Regions from separate parts of the Homo sapiens genome. Here region 1 is linked to region 2. A link is an interaction called in ENCODE POLR2A ChIA-PET data of the cell type or tissue named here. Cell type or tissue: MCF 10A. All regions are shown on one strand. Each heading gives the region's core, and the rest is flanking DNA. Links, peaks and the distances in the headings are about the cores only. Region 1 overlaps ARFGAP3 (ARF GTPase activating protein 3). Region 2 has its middle 28 kb from the start of A4GALT.

Region 1 (6,244 bases), core at 1,555-5,554, 67 kb before region 2:
GATGGAGAAGCTGCAGGTAAGCTGGATGGAGTGAAGTCTGGTTGTTACTTCTAATATTAACATGCTAATCTTCCTGAAAACAGGAAGCAACAACCAGACTTCACTTGTATCTTTCATTAGGAGTGTTTAATACATCACAAAAACAAAGATGCAGATCGGAAGATTTATGAATTTGATTTGAGAAGCCAGTTTGGCAACTTTCATGGCCTTGTTCAGAACAACCACACCACTGTGCCTTAATGACCACCACTGCCACTCAAACCCGTAGAAAGTACAGGTGTTTTATCCTTAATACATGAGTGTTATGTTGCAAGTTAGTTTGTTTAATGGCTGTAAATAAAGTTATTTCGGCTCAGTAAACTGTCAGAACAGTGTTGTTCTTGTACTGTCAGAGTGTGAAACTAAACAGCCCATGCAGCATCCTGGTCTCCTTCTAGCAGTTTCCCAGCCCGTCCTCAGAGGCTCTCTGTGTGCCCACTTGGTAGGAAGGAAGGAAGAGGCAGAGCTGCCTTGAGCTGCTCCGCTTGTTTGATCTGTGTCCTGCAGTCCTCCCTTGAGCCAGTACCCGTAAGCACTCCTGAAGTTCTGAGAAACGCGGTGTTCTGACTTCTTAACTGTTGGTGCTTCCAGAGAGATGTTCTCGTAAGCATCAAAGTGCATGCTTTTAGTGAGTGACCCAGTCCATGTCAGATTACCTAGGAAGGAAAACTTTTCCATCTCTTATCTTTCTAATAGAACCTTTTCATCCCCATGCATCTTCTCCAGAAGAATCTGTTGCTGTAATTATATGTATTCATGATTTTAAACAGAGCTATTGTTTTCCTCCAAAAGAAAAAGTAGTATTTATTTGTTAAGGAATAAAATAGCCATAACCTGTTCTGTAGGAAGAGTAAGGAAAACAAACTGCCATGTGAAAACCAAAGAAATCTTGCTTGACTCATTAAAGAAAAGAAACAGCAAAAGCAAGATTACTTTTTCCTAATAAGAAATTCTGCACCGGGCGCGGTGGCTCATGCCTGTAATCCCAGGACTCTTTGAGGCAGAGGCAGGCAGATCGCCTGAGGTCAGGAGTTCGAGACCAGCCTGGCCAACATGGTGAAACCTCGTCTCTACTAAAAATAGAAAAATTAGCTGGATATGGTGGCAGGTGCCTGTAATCCCAGCTACTCGGGAGGCTGAGGCAGGAGAATTGCTTGAACCTCGTGGGTGGAGGTTGCAGTGAGCCAAGATTGCACCACTGCACTCCAGCCTGGGCGACAGAGCAAGACTCCATTTCAAAAAACAGAAAGAAATTCTGTTGTCTTTCCCTATTACTATGCAGAAATTTATTTATATTACTAGGAATTTATACAATGCCTCTTTTGCCAGGAATTCATGGTATTTTACATGTTTTTATAAAGTGGATGATAACTTAGAAATCCTTGTAAGTTAGATAGATCATTTTTCAGGGCCCTGAAATGTTGTGCTGTCTCACTAAAATATGATGCAAACTGCTATTCTTGCTATATAGGCATAGTTTTCTTTATGAAAAATTAAGTCATTATTGCATTTTTAGAAATCTGAGAGCAAGGACAATGTTTTGTACACCTTTTTACCCCTTTGGTGTCCTGCTTGTAGCAGATATTTGATTTTAAATAGAAGAGTGGTATTTGACTGACTAGTAGTGCTAAAGAGTCTATTAGCTGATGAGTCACTATCCCATTTTAAATGCTCTCAGAAGCCTGATTGCATAGAGATGTATCTACAAGAAATTATTTTGTAAATGGAAGGATCCTTTTACAATTAAGTAATAGCCCCTTAGTTGATCTATTTGTAAAGTCAAATTTATATATTTATTTATTTATCTTAAATCAAGATAGACTAGTGAGACTAACCTCATGCTTTGTTATGTAATGTGGAAGTGTAATAAAATATTAATCCAAGTAAGAAATCTTGCTTTTCACTATCCCATATGGAAGTGATTTGGGTATACATTATGTTATTATACAATAATAGGTAACATGAACTAAACTTGAACAGTGGTATAGGTTGAGCAGCAATGAGAAAGTGGCTGTAAGCTCATTCAAATTTTCTTAAACGTCTGTTCAAAAAAGGCAGGTAGAAAAAACACCAACTTGCCTTCATAATTGTTAATTATGGAAAGAATCATGAAGCTAAAAGTATAAATTACATGTTTAATTTTGCTTGCTATTTTAATATAAGAACAAAGGATTAAAGCTAAATTAAGGAGTATTTGGTTTTTCTGGCAGTGTTTCATCATTACGATTAGCCTATAAGGATCTTGAAATTCAAATGAAGAAAGACGAAAAGATGAACATTAGTGGCAAAAAAAATGTTGACTCAGACAGACTCGGCATGGGATTTGGAAATTGCAGAAGGTATGTGAGACTGCTTTCTTGGAGTTAGAATTTAAAACAGTGTGTCAATCATCAGTGGATTTTTCTTGGACTGTGTTAGTTTCAACTTTAGAGATTTTTTTTTGTTATTCATTAACTTCTCTAATTATTTTTGCTTTGCTCTGGTATTCAGTATAACATGAAAAATTTCAAATTTGGCTCTTTAAAAGAAGGAAAAAGGTCTGGCTCTTTACATGAAGCACCTACCAGAGAGGAAACCATGGACATAACCAATATTTGTGACTGCATTTGGTGTAGACACAGTCCTCACAAAATTTTAACATTTTTGAAAGCTTGCACCAGAAAAAAAAATTGTTTTATTGCTTATGTTTTTAACCCCTCGAATACATTTGTCTTTGTTCAAAACATAAATTAAAGCTTTGTTTATTTTGGTGAAACAAAAGTTTGTGAACTTACTGATATATATATTTTTCTGTTTTCTCAAGTGTTATTTCACATTCAGTGACTTCAGATATGCAGACCATAGAGCAGGAATCACCCATTATGGCAAAACCAAGAAAAAAGTATAATGATGACAGTGACGATTCATATTTTACTTCCAGCTCAAGGTACTGTATTACAAATCATCGTTGAAGTGTCATTTTGAAAAGCAGTGACTAGTATGGATTTATTAGTTTATTTGCATTAGGAGAAATTACAAATCAATTTACTTCACTGTTTTTAAAAGCTCTGGCTGGAGCCAGAGCTGTTCTTTGGAGTAAAAATTAGAGAAACGTTTGTAAAAGAACAACGTTGGCTAATATTAAAATGTTTGGCAATAAAATCAGCAACTGTGAGTTAAAATTAGAGGTAGGAGAGATGTGCTTATTTAAATTATGAAATTGGAGAAAACTGCAAAATCCTGAAGGTATGTGTTGTTTAGTCCAGCAGTGGGAATATTTCACAGCTCTTTCTCAGGGCTTCAGCAGATTTCTGTGCTTCAGAATGCCAGCTTCAGAAAACTCCAGTTGGTACAATAGTGCATTAAATAAACTCTATGGGTGTGTGTATTTATTAATGAGGAAGATGATTGTACTTTGAGGGGACCCCAGAGTAAAGCCTAGGTTTCTCTCCTTCAGCACTCACTATCTTATTGAGACAAAATGCATAACTCTAGTGTGAAGCTGACTGTGGAGAGCAGTGCACGGTCAAGTGGCCTGCCAGAGCAAAGAGAACAAGTTTAAACTTGAGTCAGTTCACTTCGTAAGGACCTGCTCGGCCCAGTGAGAGGTCTGCTAAAAAGGCACAAAATGAACCTGTGATTTCACTGGAGAGGGCACAGCTCAGGAACAGAGGGGTAAGAATATGGGCCCAGGGGCCAGATGGCATGGATTTGAATCCTGGCTTTCACTTACTTGTCACCTAGGCCAAGTTATTTAACTTCTTTGTGCTATAGCTTCCTCATCTGTAAATTAGGGACCCTAGTAATACCTACCCAATAGGGTTGTGTGAGGATCGAATGAGATACTGCGAATGCTATAGCACGTTTAGAATGGTGCTTGGCTCTTACTATGTTTAGCTGCTATATGATAATATAGAAACTCAGTTTAAGAGATGTGATTCAGTCTAAATGTTTTTTGTTTGTTTGTTTGTTTATGAGATAGAGTCTCACTCTGTCACCCAGGCTGGAGTACAGTAGCATGATCTCGGCTCACTGCAACCTCCACCTCCCAGGTTCAAGCAATTCTTATGCCTCAGCCTCCTGAGTAGCTGGGACTACAGGCGTGTGCCACCATACCCGGCTAATTTTTTGTATTTTTAATAGAGATGGAGTTTCGCCATGTTGGCCAGGCTGGTCTCAAACCCCTGACTTCAAGTGATCTGCTGGCCTCAGCCTCCCAAAGTGCTGAGATTACAGGCATGAGCCTCCACGCCCAGCCTAAATGTTTGATTACTATTGTTAGGTAGTTAAACTAACCACATTGAGGACCACCTTTGGGTTAGCAGTTCATGAAAACTGAAGGTGTTCCTGTCGGAAATGGGCGGTGCTTACTGGAAGGCTCCATCACTTATGTCTCTGAGGGCATTAGAGTTGTCTGGCAATTTATAGGTTTGAAGCGTTTTCATATGTATAAAAGATATATATGTGTGTGTGTATATATACACACCCACACACATGCACTTCATATATAGAACAGATATAAATATATTACCTAGGATCTAATTGTGAAATTGTATATTTTCCTATCAATGTTTATAGACAAGGAATTGTATAAAGAATACTATCCTTAAAAATGTCTCTAAGTATAGCTCTAAATTATTTCAAGTCCAGGGATTTTACCAAAAAAAAAAAAAAAAGTAGTAGTTTAGTGGTGTTCCATGGTGGTATTTTCAGAGACTTGGGTGGTTTTATATTTTTGCCTATCCTTTGCAGCCTGTATAATGCACCAAGTTTCACTTTACTCAGAAGTGATACCCAAATCATGCCTTTTAAAGGTATGTAAATAGATTTTACACAGAGTAAAATTAAATGTGTAATTTGATTTGGAAACTACATACGTGTCAGATCATTTCAGATGTGAATATTAAATGGTGGACTAAGTCTGGGTCAGAGGAAACTCTTGGCAGTACGGGTCTGTATTAGCCTGTGTGGCTTCTCACAACATCTTTGATTATTTCACTGCTTATTAGCAACTTCTGCAGATGATAGTGTAGGAAGGTAAAGAAAGTTTAGGCTGGGCATGGTGGCTCACACTTATAATCCCAGCACTTTGGGAAGCCAAGGCAGGAGGATCACTCGAGCCCAGGAATTCAGGACCAGACTGGGAAATATAGTGAGACCTCATCTTTACAAAAAATTTCAAAAATATTAGCCTAGCATGGTGGACATGCCTGTAGTCCCAGCTGCTTGGGAGGCTGAGGTGGAGGATCACTTGAGCCTGGGAGGCAGAGGTTACAGTGAGATTAGATTGCACCACTGCACTCCAGCCTGGGCAACAGAGCAAGACCCTCTCTCAAAAAAAAGAGAAAGTTTCAGTTAAATCAGTACTGTTGCTTGGTAGCCGGGTTGGTAAGAAAGCTCTAAGTGAGGTTGCCTAATGGGAACTTCAGAGACCCTCACTGGCTCCAGGTCACTGACAGGCCCCTGTGGGGCCTTTCTGCCTTGTAAAGGCTTCAGGGATCTTTCAGACTTCCCCTTCTTCAAAGGCTTAATCAAAAGAGTTAGACCCAGAAGCCACTGTTGCTATGAAACTGTTACTTATGGTTTGAAACCTGGGAGCAGATGGCATATTTATATAGACCACACCTCCTGGACTCTTTCCAGAGAGACCTTGGTGTATTGTTTATCACGACCTGCAGATTGTCTAATAGGAACATAAATGCCTTCTCTAGTCCTCCTTGGCATGGTGACCACCACTAGTAGAATGAGGATACTATTAGGTACTTTGGCAACTGAGGTAAAATAAACATGGACTCTGAAAGCAAATATATTAGTTCGATGAAGAGCTCTTATTGCTTTCAAATTATTCATTAGCCCATTAGAACTTGAACATTATGAATTATGAAAGAGTTCTGTTTCTGTTAAAAATAAGATAAAACCTGTCCTTGTTTTTTTTTATTATTGAGTTCCATTATTTCTAGGATATAAACAGTATAATTATATATTGAGTACAAGATAATGAAACTAGAACAATTTGCTCAGCCTTATAAAGCCAGCATGGCCTTAATTAGAATAGACAACTGTCTATAGCTCTAAATCAGAGCAAATGTGATATTAGGGTGCTCTTATCAAGGGATTTTAAGGAATGTTTTCAAGATTGGGTAAAGACAGAGTGGGAGGGGAAAAATAAAAGTAAAAAAGCATTGAGAGCTATACAATCAAAACATTAGAAAGCCAATAAAGGTTT
Region 2 (6,244 bases), core at 797-4,796:
GTTTTGCTTTATTTCAAATAACAGGTCAAGGCAGCTTGAACAGGGGCGTGAAAGGAAGTCAGAGGCAATCCCGGGGCAGCGGCCCTGCAGGGCGGCCCCCCACCCTGAGGTCTCCCACAGACTGGCTAGGTTTCAGGGCCATCTGAGGACACGGCTGGGACAGGCCCCCACCCCTCGTCACCTGGCCTTGCACTGTGTTTCAGCATCTGGGGTGGGGGTGTTCCATGGGCAGATACGAAGTCTCACAGTTTCCTAACAGGAAACGTGGGGCGTGGAGGCCTTCTTCGGGTCCCAGTCCACTGGGGTTAAGAAGAAGGGCTTGGGGCCAGGCACAGTAGTTCATGCTTGTAATCCCAGCACTTTGGGAGGCCAAGGCGGGCAGATCACTTGAGGTCAGGAGTTCAAGACCAGCCTGACCAACATGGTGAAACCATGTCTCTACTAAAATTACAAAAGAAATTAGCCAGGCGTGGCCAGGCGCGGTGGCTCATGCCTGTAATACCAGCACTTTGGGAGGCAGAGGCAGGCGGATCACAAGGTCAGGAGTTCAAGACCAGCACGGCCAACATGGTGAAACCCCATCTCTGTTAAAAATACAAAAATCAGCAGGGCGTAGCCGGGCACGGTGGCTCACGCCTGTAATCCCAGCACTTTGGGAAGCCGAGGCGGGTGGATCACTTGAGGTCAGGGGTTCGAGACCAGCCTGGCCAACATGGTGAAACTGACTCTACTAAAAATACAAAAATTAGCTGGGCATGGTGTCATGCGCCTGTAATCCCAGCACTTTGGGAGGCCTAGGCGGGCAGATCACCTGAGTTCAGGAGTTCGAGACCAGCCTGGCCAACATGGTGAAACCCCGTTTCTATTAAAAGATGAAAATTAGGGCTCTTGGAGGGGAATCAAACACAGGGAGTAGCTCTCCCTCTCCCTGTCCCTGTCCCTGTCCCTCTCCCTCTCCTCATGGTCTCCCTCTCCCCATGGTCTCCCTCTCCCTCTCTTTCCACGGTCTCCCTCTCATGCCGAGCCGAAGCTGGACTATACTGCTGCCATCTCGGCTCACTGCAACCTCCCTGCCTGATTCTCCTGCCTCAGCCTGCGGAGTGCCTGCAATTGCAGGCGCGCGCCACCACGCCTGACTGGTTTTCGTATTTTTTTGGTGGAGACGGGGTTTCGCTGTGTTGGCCGGGCTGGTCTCCAGCTCCTAACCGCGAGTGATCTGCCAGCCTCGGCCTCCCGAGGTGCCGGGTTTGCAGACGGAGTCTGGTTCACTCAGTGCTCAGTGGCGCCCAGGCTGGAGTACAGTGGCGTGATCTCGGCTCGCTACAACCTCCACCTCCCAGCCGCCTGCCTTGGCCTCCCAAAGTGCCGAGATTGCAGCCTCTGCCCGGCCGCCACCCCGTCTGGGAAGTGAGGAGCGTCTCTGCCTGGCCGCCCATCGTCTGGGATGTGAGGAGCCCCTCTGCCTGGCTGCCCAGTCTGGAAAGTGAGGAGCGTCTCTGCCCAGCCGCCATCCCATCTAGGAAGTGAGGAGCGCCTCTTCCCGGCCGCCGTCACATCTAGGAAGTGAGGAGCGTCTCTGCCCGGCCGCCCCGTCTGAGAAGTGAGGAGCCCCTCCGCCCGGCAGCCGCCCCGTCCGGGAGGGAGGTGGGGGGGTCAGCCCCCCGCCCGGCCAGCCGCCCCGTCTGGGAGGTGAGGGGCGCCTCTGCCCGGCCGCCCCTGCTGGGAGGTGAGGAGCCCCTCTGCCCGGCCACCACCCCGTCTGGGAGGTGTGCCCAACAGCTCATTGAGAGCGGGCCAGGATGACAATGGCGGCTTTGTGGAATGGAGCGGGGGGAAAGGTGGGGAAAAGATTGAGGAATCGGATGGTTGCCGTGTCTGTGTAGAGGGAGGTAGACATGGGAGACTTTTCATTTTGTTCTGTACTAAGAAAAATTCTTCTGCCTTGGGATCCTGTTGATCTGTGACCTTACCCCCGACCCTGTGCTCTCTGAAACATGTGCTGTGTCCACTCAGAGTTAAATGGATTAAGGGCGGTGCAAGATGTGCTTTGTTAAACAGATGCTTGAAGGCAGCATGCTCGTTAGGAGTCATCACCACTCCCTAATCTCAAGTACCCAGGGACACAAACACTGCGGAAGGCCGCAGGGTCCTCTGCCTAGGAAAACCAGAGACCTTTGTTCACTTGTTTATCTGCTGACCTTCCCTCCACTATTGTCCTTTGACCCTGCCAAATCCCCCTCTGTGAGAAACACCCAAGAATGATCAATAAAAATAAATAAATAAATAAATAAATAAATAAAAAAGAAAATTAGCTGGGCGTGGTGTTGTGCACCTATAATCTCAGCTACTCGGGAGGGTGAGGCAGGAGAATCACTTGAACCTGGGAGGCACAGGTTGCAGTGAGCCGAGTTTGTGCCACTGCACTCCAGCCTGGGTGACAGAGTGAGACTCCATAAAAAAAAAAAAAAAAAACAACTCTGTGAGGCCCACACTGTAAGGAAGCACAGAAGTAGCAAAGGCTTTGCTGAGTATTGGGAACCTACCCTGGGCAACAAGCTCAGACCTGCCTGGGAAGGAGCTGTGCCCAGCAATGATGCAATGATGAAATGATGCTTTTTTTTTTTTTGAAAGGCATGTGCCACCATGCCTGGCTAATTTTGTATTTTTAGTAGAGACGTGGTTTCACCATGTTGGCCAGGCTGGTCTCGAACTCCTAACCTCAAGTGATCCACCTGCCTCGGCCTCCCAAAATGCTGTTATTACAGGCATGAGCCACCGCGCCCAACCAGTGATGCTTATTTTTTCTGCCAGTGGTGAGGCTGCGAACACAGGGACCATGGGAGTGGGAGCAGCCAGCCTGAGGACGGACAGTAGTGCAGGGGCACCCCCACCTGGCATGGGAGGTTAAGAGCCAGCCACCAGGCCTACATGGCTGGGGAGGGTGGATCCCTAGCTGCCAGGAGAGGGTGGTGCCACTGGGGAGGCCACAGAATGTCCTCTTCGAGTCCCTGAGCCTGCATCCTGCAGGCTGCAAAGCGCAGTTGCCTGGAGTAGCTGGTGCCGACTGGGATAATAACCAAGCGCTTCTCATTGCTGTGGGGGCATCTCTCTTTCCCATCCCAACAAAGAGGCCAGGCCTTCGGCTCGCTTGTCTCTGGGAAAGCAGACAGAGCGGGCAACCAGATCACAGCCTCCCTGGCCAGCACCCACACACCCTGGAGTGGCAGAAACTGGGGCTCCCTCAGAGGATTAGGCTGGGGCAAGCAGGAGGGCAGTGGGTTAGAGGCAGGTGCAGGCGGAGGGGAGGGATTGGCAGCCTCCCCACCTAAGCCTCGGAAGGGATGAGGCCCCTCCTAGCCTCAGATGGGAGGACCCTGGGAATGTAGCTGCAGGGGAGCCCAGGATAGCCAAACCCTGGAGATAGGGGTCCCAGGGAAACTCCTTATAAAATTTATAAAATTAATCAGGGGCTCGGTGCAATGGCTCATACCTGTCATCCCAGCACTTTGGGAGGCTGAGGCAGGCAAATCACTTGAGGTTAGGAGTTTGAGACCAGCCTGGTCAACATGGCAAAACCCTGTCTCTACTAAAAACACAAAAATTAGCTGGGTGTGGTGATGGGCGCCTGTAATTGCAGCTACTCGGGAGGCTGAGGAAGGAGAATCGCTGGAACCAAGAGGCAGAGGTTGCAGTGAGCTGAGATTGCGGCACTGCACTCCAGCCTGGGCGACAAGAGCCAGATTCCATCTCAAAAAAAAAAAAAAAAAGTAATCAGGGAAGAGGAGGGAAAAACGGAAACAAGCCAAGCTTGCAAGCTACTCAGCATGAGCTCTGAGAGCAGCCTGCTCTCTGACCAGCTGCCTCACAGCCATGCAGTGCCTGTGGCGGCCTCAGAATCACACAGACCCTGTCGCAGGATGCTAACACCCCTTAACTGCTCTGTAGACAGCCACTTGTATGTCATGAAACGTTCACTTTTGCATTTGAGATATTCTTTCAGGGCCTGCATCCGGATGAAACTACTGACGCCAGCTAGTCTGAAAGATCCCACAAAGAACTGACTCACAAAAAAAAAAAAAAAAAAGCCATTTCCACATCCTGACGAATTCATCTCCCTGCCCCCACCAATCAATGACTCCAGTTTTCCAACCCCTTGACTTCTTTATAGGATCCCCGTAAAAGCCCCAGCCCGGAACTCCTCTGGAGGTGGATTTGAGGGTCCCCTCCCAGTTCCTTGCTCTGTGCTCGGCAATCATTAAACTCTTTCTTTGCTGCAAACCCTGCTGTCTCAGTGTCCTGGTCTGCTACTGAGCAACAGGCATGCAAATATGTCGGTCCTATGACACCAGCCTTAGCCAAACCCTAGGCCCAGGAGAGTCACACCCTAGAGGTCTAGACAAGAAGAGTGTCAGCAGGGACCATTTTGCATTGTAGACTACAGGCCCAGCTAATTTTTGTACTGTTAGTAGAGATGGGGTTTCATCATGTTGGCCAGGCTGGTCTCTGGTCTCGAACCCTTGACCTCAGGTGACCCGCCCGCCTTAGCCTCCCAAAGTGCTGGGGTTACAGGCCCGGAAGTTCCTTTTAATGAGTATAATAAAATCTTTACATCTTGTTTTTTGGAAAACGCTATATTTAAGCTTTGTTCTTAAAAGACTGTTTTCCTTGGTACACATTGCAAATTAATAGTTGTTTTCTCTTCACATTTTGGAAATATTATTCCACTGTCTTCCAGCTTCCATTGTCATTGAAAGCCTCCCTATTGTCCTCTAGGTTTGGTGGTTTTGTGTTTTTGTTTTGTTTTTTTAAATTGGTCAGGCGTGGTGGCTCACGCCTGTAATCCCAACACTTTGGGAGGCTGAGGCGGGCGGATTGCGAGGTCAGGAGTTCGAGACCAGCCTGGCCAACATGGTGAAACCCGTCTCTACTAAAAAATACAAAAATTAGCTAGGCATGGTGGTGTGTGCCTGTAATCCCAACTACTCAGGAGGCTGAGGCAGGAGAACTGCTGGAACCTGGGAGGCGGAGGTTGCAGTGAGACGAGATCATGCCACTGCACTCTAGCCTGGGCAACAGAGCAAGACTCCATCTCAAGACTCCAGCTGCGGTGGCTCATGCCTGTAATCCCAACACTTGGGGAGGCCAAGGCTGGCAGATTGCTTGAGTTCAGGAATTTGAGACCAGCAATGTGGTGAAACCCTGTTGTCACCGGTGGAGGTTCTTGGCATCTTGAACAAAGAATTGGACAAAATGCACAAACAAAGCAAGGAAGGAATAAAGGGATTTATTGAGAATGAATATACACTCTACGGTGTGGGAGCTGGCCTGAGCATAGGGGCTCAAGGGCCCCATTACAGAATTTTTGGGAATTTAAATACCCTCTAGAGGATTCCATTGGTTACTTAGGGTATGCCCTATGTAAATGAAGAGGATGAAGTAAAGTTATAAGGTTATTTACTTGGCCTATGCCCTGTGGAGAGGATACTTCCTGTCATAGCTGAAGTGTGAATTGGCCTTATGTGCCCTGCCTCCGGACCCTATTTTCCTGCCTCACCATCTCTACTAAAAGTACAAAAGAATTAGCCAGACATGGTGGCACGTGCCTGTAGTCCCAGCTACCGGGGAGGCTGAAGTGGGAGGATTGCTTGAACCCCGGAGGCAGAGGCTGCAGTAAGTGGAAATCATGCCACTGTACACCAGCCTGGGCGACAGAGCCTGTCTCAAAAAAAAAGTCTCCCATTCATCACGCTGCCATGATCTGCAGCTTTCCAAAAGCATACCTAGGTTTAGATTCTTTTTATTTATCCTGCTCAATGTATGTTGTGACTCTATGTTTATAGATTCCTGACTTGCACCATTTCTAGAAAATTCTCAGTCATTAGAGGTTTTTTTTGTTTGTTTTGTTTTTGAGATGGCGTCTTGCTCTGCTGCCCAGGCTGGAGTGCAATGGTGAGATCTCTGCTCACCGCAACCTCCGCCTCCCGGGTTCAAGCGATTCTCCTGCCTCAGCCTCCTGAGTAGCTGAGACTACAGGCACCTGCCACCACGCCCGGCTAATTTTTGTATTTTTAGTAGAGATGGGGTTTCACCATATTGGCCAGACTGGTCTCGAACTCCTGACCTTGTGATCCGCCCGCCTCAGCCTCCCAAAGTGCTGATATTACAGGCATGAGCCACCACCCCCAGCAGCTTTTTTTTTTCTTTTGAGAGGCAGTTTAGCTCTTGTTGCCTAGGGTTCAAGCGA

What was found. ChIA-PET counts read pairs that join two places held together with the same protein. Peaks named below come from ENCODE experiments on the same cell type or tissue, not always from the same donor. Only the 100,000 strongest peaks of a DNase experiment are listed, where the experiment ranks them.
Region 1: POLR2A ChIA-PET joins it to region 2 with 7 read pairs; 4 of 35 experiments call an interaction of 5 or more read pairs at or near these places.

Annotation. Positions count from the first base shown.
Region 1 is chr22:42,813,863-42,820,106 of GRCh38, reverse strand. ARFGAP3 (ARF GTPase activating protein 3) reads left to right here. Exons shown (of 16, transcript NM_014570.5): 10 at 2,250-2,378; 11 at 2,843-2,965. Among named protein-coding and RNA genes, the nearest start is that of ARFGAP3, 40 kb to the left of the region's middle. In MCF 10A, for the core only: no CTCF peak of the experiment used is centred there; no DNase peak of the experiment used is centred there.
Region 2 is chr22:42,745,994-42,752,237 of GRCh38, reverse strand. No RefSeq gene overlaps it. Among named protein-coding and RNA genes, the nearest start is that of A4GALT, 28 kb to the right of the region's middle. RefSeq lists an enhancer at 3,104-3,665. In MCF 10A, for the core only: no CTCF peak of the experiment used is centred there; DNase peaks (open chromatin) are centred at 2,557 and 4,057.